Regions from separate parts of the Mus musculus genome. Here region 2 is linked to region 1. A link is a loop called in an ENCODE intact Hi-C map of the cell type or tissue named here. Cell type or tissue: heart. All regions are shown on one strand.

Region 1 (5,000 bases):
ACTAAAGGATTCGCCTTTATTTGGCAACCACAGAAGTGTCCTCTAACCTTCAAACCCTGGATGGAGGGAGACCGACAAAGCATTCCTTGCTGGCTCCTGCTTTGAACACACTGGACTCTTGAAGGAATTTTGGGCAGAACAGCTTCTAGAAGGTCCTTTCACCTGCTTCTCAAGCTACATTGAGAACCCCCCCTATCCCAGTCCCAGTTCTCCAACCAAAGCCCAAGTCTACAGACTTCATCTATTTCTCCACGGCAGGAATTGGAGAACAGCAAGATTTTTGAGAACTGCCACGTCCTGCCCTCAGGCGGACACCCTGACCTTGTGAAGTTCAAGTGAGGAGTCTGCTCGAGGGGGAGGTCTTTCACTGACAAGCAAGCTGAGGGCCTGAGACTGAGTGCCCGAGGGCTTGCATCCAGGACTGGTTACATAAGAGAACTTCCAAGAGAGGACAGAACATAGTTTTCAACAAATAAATAAGGCAAAAAGGCTGCACTCACCAGTGCCACAGCTGGGAAGCAACTGTGAGCAATGAATTTCTCATGCTAACAAATCCAAACTCTTCGGAAAACAGATGATGAACCCAGGGCCTGGCACTGGGACTCCTGGCAGAAGCTGCAAAGCTTCAGAGATGGAAGGGTATCTAGAGACGACGAGTTCACAAACACAGCTGAGGGCCAGCAACCTGCTTTCCTGCCCTGCCTGGCCTGGCCTGCCTGGGTGGGTCCCGTCCGTACAGGGTTTCTCCAGGAGGACCGCAGACGAAACACACCTTCATCTGCAGCCCACACACTCGAGAGAGAGAAATAATTAAACAGTTTTTCTTAACCTTCTGACCTCTTCATTTATTATCGCCATCCATTATGTGTACCTTCTCGAATCACAGAATCCCCAAACTGAGCTCTGGGGTCAAGGGTTTATTGTTTAATGGAGATAGAACATTTTGTAAATTGCACGGAGTCACAATGTTTATAATAGACGCTTCTGGTGTACTGAACCTCCCCATTTAACAAACAGTGAGCCTTGACATGTGTTCTTCCTACAGAGCAAAAATCCGGGGTAAGTGCAGTATTGGCATGAATGTGTTACCAAATCCTTCCTGTAAACCCAGTGACATCTGCAGTCAAATAAAAACATTCCTTTCCCCAAATACCAGGAAATGCTGAGAGGATCACTCATCTTCTAAGGTCATGCTTAAATGAAGTTCTGGCTTTGAGAACACACAGCGAGGATGAAGAGGGCCAAGAATTCTGTCCAGTACACATCGGCTGCTACAAGCCTTTGGGGACAACCTCTTGTTTCAACTATGAGCCCGTGTATGGAGAAGCTTTTCCTCGAGTTTAACCTTTGAATGAAAAATGTCAATATTTTAAGAAATGTCCCCACATTAAAAAAAAAATCCCTGTTGTCTTTAAAACAAAACAAAACAAAACAAAACAGAATTTGTCCTTTCAAGTCAGAAATGGATTTGCTTGAAATAAAGCAAACATCCACAAAAAGGTACCCCACCAAAATTACTCATGTATAAAATCCCTACAATTGAGCAAATATCAATATTTTTTAGTAAAGAAACTTCCTCAAAGGTTGGGAAAGTTGTGAAGAATCCTAAGAAGGACTGTGTTAGTCTAACAACTTAACCCTTTGTGTCAGAGAGAAAAAAGAACCGTCCATGTGCGTATTCTGTTCTTTGGGGAACTTTGTTTCGTGATGGTTACGTGCTACCATATGCAATAAAAATGTGACTGATGCAAACATTACAAAGAGTGACTTGCCATGAATTATTTGCATAACTTCTATCTCACAATTAAATAATTGGTTCATGGTCCAGGTTGTACTTAAAACTCTCAAAGGGGGGAAAAAAAAAGAAAGAAAGAAAAGAAAAGAAAGAAACCCACAGTTTTTACATTTTACATGTTTACTGCCTCGGGAAGATTTTCCAAAACAACCCTTAACCATAGTCATTCAGGCTTTTCTCACCTTCCTGAGTTTGAAAGAATCTTGTAGTAGTTAATGCTAGTTTAACACACTCCCTGGGTTGCTTTGATTGCAGCAAGTCGGGCCATATTTGATTAGCCAGCAGGTGTCACTGTGGGTTTGGGTGGCAACCCGACTGACCACAAAAAGAATGATGAGGAAGACAGGGAAAGAAATGAAATGTGAAAAGCAGGTTCTGAGAGGAAAAGCACAAGGCACTTATAAAATCTGTGGCCCCTCTCTTCAGCCTATCAAGAATTCTGTACCACTCTCATGCTGAGAGCCCCAGAAACATAATTCACATACATAAAGGAAGTGGATGCCTTCCATTACTGAAGTCAGCTTCAGTGTATATAAAATAGTGACAGAAATGAGTAAAGCTGAGAGATGAATTCTTGTAGCCTTTGCTTAATCGCTCAAGTCTTAGCTATGTATTTCATCTTTTTAAACCATAGAGATCATTGCTTTATCTCAGAAATGGTGACTGTCTTCCAGCTTTTTGGTAGGTTATAGACGCATGGCCCCGAATGAGGTCTTGGCTATCCCTAACCTCAGTGGGAAAATAAATTCCAGTGCTTCATTCACTGAAGGGGCATCTTGGGCCCTTCTTCCATCTTTATAGGATCTGGGTTACTCATTTGCAACAAAGCCAGCCTATCCATGCCATCCTCCTGAGTACATGGAATTTCTTCATAAATAAAATTTCAATTGGTAAAATTAACACATATTTCTTAAGAATGGTTGGCCATAAAACCTCCCTGAGCTGAGAGGAATTCACAGCTGGCCTAATTTGAACAACAGGCTGTAAATTTTATTTCTATTTTGGGTTGATAGATGAAAGCAGTTGTCTATGTTTGTGATACAGAAAGCAGGCAATTTGTTAAGGAAGATACAAGCTTGATTTCCCTGAATAAGGCTTAACACAGAGGCAAAACGTTTTACTGATTTGTAAAGAAAAACAAAGCCAAAATGTTTTAGAGATAAAGATGAAAGTTTCTGAGCTCTGGAAAAAGACTCTCATCTCAAACGGTCTAGCCCTCACCCTAGTCACCTCTCTCACATCATAGGCATTCATGTCACAGTACTATTGCACTGTAATAAGCCATAAAAACCCAAGAAGAATAAAAACAAAAACAATCTCAACTATGCTGTGAACATCCTGCAGTTGCTTTGGGGTGGGGAGTGTAGGATGTAGGATTGAGACAGGCTCTCATGATGTAGCCCAGGCTGGCCTCAAACTTGGAGTTCGTCTTCTTTAATCTAACTCATGCTGGCACTGCAGGTGTATACTACCATACCAAGGACACCTTGAGATTTCTACCTGATTTTAATTTACTTGTCTTCATGTAATTATTTCTTAATAACACAATATGTTGTTTAGGGCTGAGCCTAATTAACAAGGGAAATGCTAAAGTTTAGGAGCAGAAAATAAAAGGCTAGAGTGGTAGGTTTATAAACATGTTAAAGAGTTATTTACAAAGCATGCATACCAGGATACTATCTAGCTTAAGTCATTCATTCACAGAGACAGACTGCTCTATAGTAGGCTGTTTTGACTCTCAAGAGGCAGGGCTTACAACTCTCAATACAATTTCTATGGAAAATCCATATTTATCTATATCTCTACATCTATCTATCAATCACCTATCAATCTATCTCCTTTTTTTTCTATCTGGATGAGGCTATATTACTTACACATTAGAATGTACCATTCATATACTATATCTTGTTTGGGTCTCAGAAATTGAGACTCACTTTTTTACTTACAATGTCTGGTATAACATGTAGAAATCATAGCAACAGGTACTATGAGCAAAGAAGCAGCTGATGGGTGTGGAATAAAGAGTAAACAAAGGAGGAGAGATGTCAAGGAATACAAATATTTATCCAGGGTAATAGAGTGTCAACACAAATTTCTTTTCAATTAGATGCATACACCTGTGAGTAATGAGATCTTTGTCCATCACTTCATCTTTTGGAATCATGCCCATAATTTCCATGACAACGTCTTACACTATTAAGATAGTAGTGATCACAACTTCATCTCAGCCACTAACTAAGCCACTTTTGTATGCAGTGAGCACTATTGGCTCTTGATCACACGTGTACATAGAAGTGTGTGTGCGCTCATGAGCACAAATTTGTGCATCTTCCCAACTGGAGTCAACCTGTCTATAAGGCAAGAGTTGCACATTATGAGTTTCTTACCATTAAAACGTTTGTCTTGGTGCAAAGCATGCAGTGGAAGTTGAGTGAATCTGTTAATGAACGGAAATCACAAGGGCTACTTTTGTCTGGCAAGCTCTGGCAATGCTAAGTTTCTTTTATGTAGTTCATATAAATAATTCACTTCTTGTGGTTTCATATCCTGATGTGAAAATTATGCATTTACTGTGTTTTCATAGATATTAATGGTGGCTATTAAAATCAGAAATTGTTTCCAGGTTGGTGGTCTTTGGCCTGGGAGTGAGTGAAAAGAGACTTAAGGTAAATCTTAATTGTGGAAAGCATAAAACTCTATGCATTGCCTTGTTAAAGTTTCACGGTGTGCATGCATGGTTTTTCTACTTATTTCCCAAGGAACTGCAAAAAGACACTAGTCTTTCTCAACTACTTACTTTTTTTTTTTTTTTAAAAAAAAAAAGGAAAATAGAACATAAATGCATCGAAGCAATTTGTCTTCATGGGCCTTTCCCTTCTTGACATCAAATACCCCATTTAAAAGATGTATGTCAAAAACGGACCTGTAAATATGATGCCCTAATTTAAAAATTTAAGGAAGAAATATTATATTTATGCATCGGGTTTAGTTATTACCAGCCAAGTGGTATCATGTTTCTGTTGAGGAAAAATTTAGGGGCTATTTAAAGAATTACAGTATGAAGCAAATCAAATCACTACGTACAGGTCCTTTTTAAGGAGTGGGGGACAGTGTGAGGAAACTACGGAGAGAACTAATGTTTACGTATAATGATTTCATTATCATGTTTCTCCCCCTTTGTTTTCTCATCCAGGGTAAACAATGA
Region 2 (5,000 bases), 710 kb after region 1:
GCCCCACTCCAATATGGCTGCGCTAGGGATCACACTCGAAACAGTATGAGGCCTTGCAGTTATTTCAGAGAGAAGTGTAACAGCTGCTGACCTTCCCTCTGGCAAGCTGGAGCCTTGATGAATGCCACAAGCCAGCCTGCCTGCCTGCCTGCCTGCCTGCCTGCCTGCCTGCCTGCCTGCCTGCCTGCCTGCCTGCCTGCCTTCCATCACAGATCCTTAACCCAGAATTCACCAGCCATGGTACTGCACATGCTTACAGGAAGAACACCATGCAAATCTAGGGTCAACGTGAAGGGAAATGGGCCCACGTCTCAGCTTGGGGGGTCTAACTTTAAGTCTTAGGCAATCTGTTTTCTTCCTGTAAAACCTGGCAAACCCCACGATACTATTAGATTTACTTGCTCCCCAGTGCTCCCCTGCCTCTCTGCCCATCTCATTATGACCCAGTTTATCACGCTGCTGCATTATGGTAAGCTGCTGATGTAGCTGCCTCCCCTGCTGGGCCATGGGCTCTGCCAGGGCAAGGACTAAGCCTTATTTATCTGCTGTCTTGGAACCTACCATAGATGCTCAATAAAAGTGGAGAGAGAGCTAAGGAGGGCCTACGTCTGGCCCTGTGTTTTACAGTGGCCACTGAGGGAGGTGGTGAGCTGAATCCGGCTCTGGAACTTGTGGCTATCTATAATTCTTCTCTTGCTTAATGCACCTTGAGCAAGCACAGCCACGCACAGCCACGCACAGCCACGCACAGCCACGCACAGCCACGCACAGCCACGCACAGCCATGCACACATGTGGAAGAACTAACAGCACCCAAGCCAATTTGCAAAGCAGGGACTCTCAGAATTTGGGGTTTGTAAATTGGTATCCACTGAGTTCGGTGGCAACAAAGAATCCCCCAAACTATGCATTTTGCCAGTTAGGCAGACTCTTGGGATTGATCAACCATCAGCTGCACCTCCCTTTACAAACGGAAGGCCAAATGAAGAAAAATCTTTCCACGGGATCAATTTAGCTTTGGGAGAAACTAGCACGGAGAAGGGACGGTGTGATCAGAATGTACTATGTACAAGTGTGAAGTTGTCCAAGAATGAATTACGATAAGAACTGTGACAGCAGTGTTTGGTGTTATTTCAACTCACAGGTTGGCTGTAGTGTCCCATTCATGTTGTGGGGCCCAGAATTGGGGGAGCAATCTCAAATCACAGAACTCTTACTGAGTCTGAAACTGCTCTATCAGAATTTTGTGGAAAAATATACACACAAGTTGCCATGTTGACACTTTTTAAAGATAGGGTCTCATGTAGCTCAGGCTAGACTCAAATTTATTATGTACCCAAGGATGTCCTTGAACTTCCCATCCTTCTGCCGCTCCCTTGGGAGTGCTGGGAGTGCACCACCACTCCTGGTTTCGGTGGTGCTGAGAATCAAACAAGGGCCTTGGACATGCTAACTGGGTACTCAATCAAATGAGCCTCCTCCCCAGGCCTGTTTGAACCATTTTAAACGTGTGATCCAGTGGCAGTAAGTATATTTGAATGGTGCAGCCGCCACCCCTATTCATTTCTGGAACATTTTCACTTTCCCAAACTGAAACTCATTATTTAATAAATTGTAATCTCCGTGTTGGCCAGTTTTTATATCAGCTTGGCATAGTCTAGAGTTATCCAAGAAGGCAGGGACAATCGCCTGCGTAAGGCTGGGCTGTGGGCAAGTGGACATTTTCTTAATTAGTGATTGATGTGGGAGGGCCTGGTCTACTGTAGGTGGGGTACCCCTGGGCTGGTGGTCCTGGATGCTATAAGAATGCAGGCTGAGCAAGCCAGTAGACAGAACTCCTCCATGGCCTCTGCATCAGCTCCTGTCTCTAGATTCCTGCCCTATTTGAGTCTCCGCGCTGACTTCCCTCAGTGATGAACTGTAATAAGGAAGAATAAGCAAAATAACCCTTTCCTCCCCAAGTTGATTTTGGTCATGATGTTTATTTACACCACAGTAGTGACCCTAAGGTGATCTCCTGCCTTCCTCCCCCTATCTCCCGGGAGGCACTAATTTTTGTCTCTCCGTTTTACTATCCTAGCTACTTTTCAACAGCAGAACCGTCCATTATTTGCCTTTTTGTGACAGGCTTATTTCAGCTAGCATGAAGTTCAGTGATCCCATGTTATAGCACAACAGTTTGCAACTTGTGGTTTGAGACCCCTTTGTGGTTGAACGACCCTTTCCCAAGGGTCTCGAATCAATTATCCTATATATCAGGATATCACTCGAGTGCATGAAGGTTCTCTAGCCTAGCCCCACTGACGTTCAACATATAAAGCAAATACAGAACTGGACATCAATTTTGGGTTTCAACTATTCTCAGTGGTTCAGGCTTTCCCAACTCAATTCCATTCCATTCCTATTGTTATTTTGAATAGTATGTTTTTGTGAGTGTAGACATGTATATCCAGCCTTACATATCTGTGTAGTATAAGAACAATAACAACCAATAATAACAACCACAATGATAATAATAATAATAATAACAACAACAACAGGATATAAGCTGACCCTGGAATGCAGGAAGACAAAAGTGTCCCCTTAAGGGGGTTCTGCCTTTCTCTGAGAGGCAGAGCTTCTCACATGCCTCTACCTAACATGCCTCTCCTACCGTGAGGAGCAGTGGGACAGGGAGAATAAATTAGGTTTGCCTGGAGAGTGACCCTCAAATACAGAAAAGCGCCATGGCTCAGAGTAACAGCACAGAAAGCCTGAAAGTCTCCAGAGATTAAAACAGGGGGGGGGGGGGGCTGAGGTCAGATTGGAGTCTGAGTGGCACTTTCCTTTCGAGCTGCGACCTCTAGCGCTACTCTTGAGAATTACAGCTCTCCCTTTTCCCGAGGGGGCGCACTCTCTCCTGGTTCTAAGCCACACTGCAACCCTACCAGCCTGGGCATGCTCTCCCAGGGGAAAGCCAGAGAGCTGGCCTCTGGATCCCGAAGCAGGCACACCACCAGCCTCTTCCGAAGATTCGATCTGGGAGTCAAGCACACCGGACGCCTGAGATTTCACCATAGACCGATGGGACTGAAAAAAGTGCTGGCCCTGGCTTTCCATTCTTTGATCACCCCTACTGGCCAAGGGAGGCTCCTGCTGTGGGCACCTGATTGCTTCCCTTGTAGGGTCTGCTATGCTTAGGGCCACCCAGCTCCCCCAACAAGAATCAGAACACCCTGAAACAGGTGTCCGCTCTGTCAGAATCCTCCACCTGGTGGACGCGGCCAGAAAGTGCTTGCCCTGCAAGCGTGAGACCCTGCTGCTGTGTTCAGTCTCTAGTACCCACACAAAGGTGAAGAAAGGCTGGGATGGCCGTGAGTGCGGGAAAGGTGGACTTCTGTGGCTCACTGGCTGGTCAACCAGCCTACTTGACAAGTTCCAGGCCAGTGAAAGAACCTGTCTTGAAGAGGAAAAAAGAAAGGAGGGGACAGCACCTGAGGGTGTCCCCGCCCACCATACGCAATGTGTGGCCACATTAATATACACACTCCAAGAAAAAAAAATGTGACAGGCACAGTGACGTCCTGATACACTGGCCTCTCTCTCTCTCTCTCTCTCTCTCTCTCTCTCTCTCTCTCTCTCTCTCTCTCTCTTTGTTTTTTTGTTTGGTTGTTGTTGTTGTTGTTGTTGTTTCGAGACAGGGTTTCTCTGTATAGCCCTGGCTGTCCTGGAACTCACTCTGTAGACCAGGCTGGCCTCGAACTCAGAAATCCGCCTGCCTCTGCCTCCCCAGTGCTGGGACTAAGGGTTTGCACCACCACGCCCAGCTCATACAGTCCGACTGGTTTGGACCATATACTAAAATTCCAGAGACCGAAAAATGCACAACTGTCCAAAGCTGTCTTTCTACCCAGAAAAACGTACTTCCAAGAAAAGAGGAGAAAGCAAGAGAAACGTAGTTACGTGTCTTGTATTGATATTAACCAAAGTCAGTCTACTTCTGCTCGAAGGGAAGTGGGCCACAGAAAACCTTCATTTCACTCCCAACAGTTGAGGCTGATCAGCAGGCAGATTGAAAATTGAAGACCAGCCTGGATGTGGGGGTCAGGGAGCAGGCTGGAGTGGGGGGCTGGGGGGGGTGTACTCCTAGAAAAGAGACTCAAATGTTTAGAGATGAACACACAGCTGATCTCCAGCCCCAGTGCAGACACTGACCACAGACGTGGTACTTTCTGAGAGACCAGAAGCTCCAGGAGGATCTGACACAGGAGCTTGGCTAGGGAGCCTTTGCGCTTGCGCAAACTCTGTTGTTTAAATAGTGTCTCTTAGTCACCACTCCTGCGCTGGGTGCCAGGATTTAACAGCCCAGTGCGATCCTATCGCAAATTTCCTGGCCCTCCTCACTTTACCTCCGAAACCTGTTTTGGTGACTGATGCAGCCTTATCGGCCCCTTCTACCCTTCCGATTGTGGATCGGATCTCCTGCCCAGCATTCCTGTCTTCAGACTGGCTGGCTGGAGGCATTTCCCTTCCCTGCTCAACAAACTTGTTTTCTGGAGCCTGGAGGACAGGAGTGGGGGCAGGGAGGAGGAAGAGTAAGCTTTGTTGGTTTGTTTCTAACACAGGCTAAGATCATTGCTTTCTGGGAAGTTTCTAGATGTTTCTGGGTATCAAACTGTTTGTTTTCCAAGGTGAGTGTCCCGAAGTTAAGGTAATGTCAGCTGAATTATACAAAACAACTCTACCTCCCTAGAGAGAGCAGCCACCAAGAGAAACACGGTCCTTGCCTTTGAGCTTGTTGAGTAGGCAGGAAAGACAGCAGAAGTCTGCCAAACACACTTTGTTCTGTTTTCTTCAATTTCCCCCCCATCCAAAGCTTACTGGTTATGAAATATTAACCAGTAAGGTTATATAGTTTCCCCTTTAATCTCAGAAGCCAATTTCTGAGAACTACATTTTTTTTCTTGTGGTGGTGGTCTCAAACTTGTGACCCTCCCGTGCCAGCCTCCTGAATCATTCACC

The links. Hi-C counts contacts between places; a loop is a spot of excess contacts. Peaks named below come from ENCODE experiments on the same cell type or tissue, not always from the same donor. Only the 100,000 strongest peaks of a DNase experiment are listed, where the experiment ranks them.
Region 2: it touches region 1 in a loop (4-fold over the local background); 15 of 42 quality-filtered maps call a loop at or near these places.

The regions. Positions count from the first base shown.
Region 1 is chr14:45,991,781-45,996,780 of GRCm38, forward strand. No RefSeq gene overlaps it. Among named protein-coding and RNA genes, the nearest start is that of Gm34499, 230 kb to the right of the region's middle. In heart, a CTCF peak has its summit at 2,071 (motif pointing right); DNase peaks (open chromatin) are centred at 411 and 2,081; H3K27ac peaks cover 794 bases.
Region 2 is chr14:46,700,098-46,705,097 of GRCm38, forward strand. No RefSeq gene overlaps it. Among named protein-coding and RNA genes, the nearest start is that of D330046F09Rik, 29 kb to the left of the region's middle. In heart, a CTCF peak has its summit at 2,885; DNase peaks (open chromatin) are centred at 2,964 and 4,324; H3K4me3 peaks cover 713 bases; H3K27ac peaks cover 1,289 bases.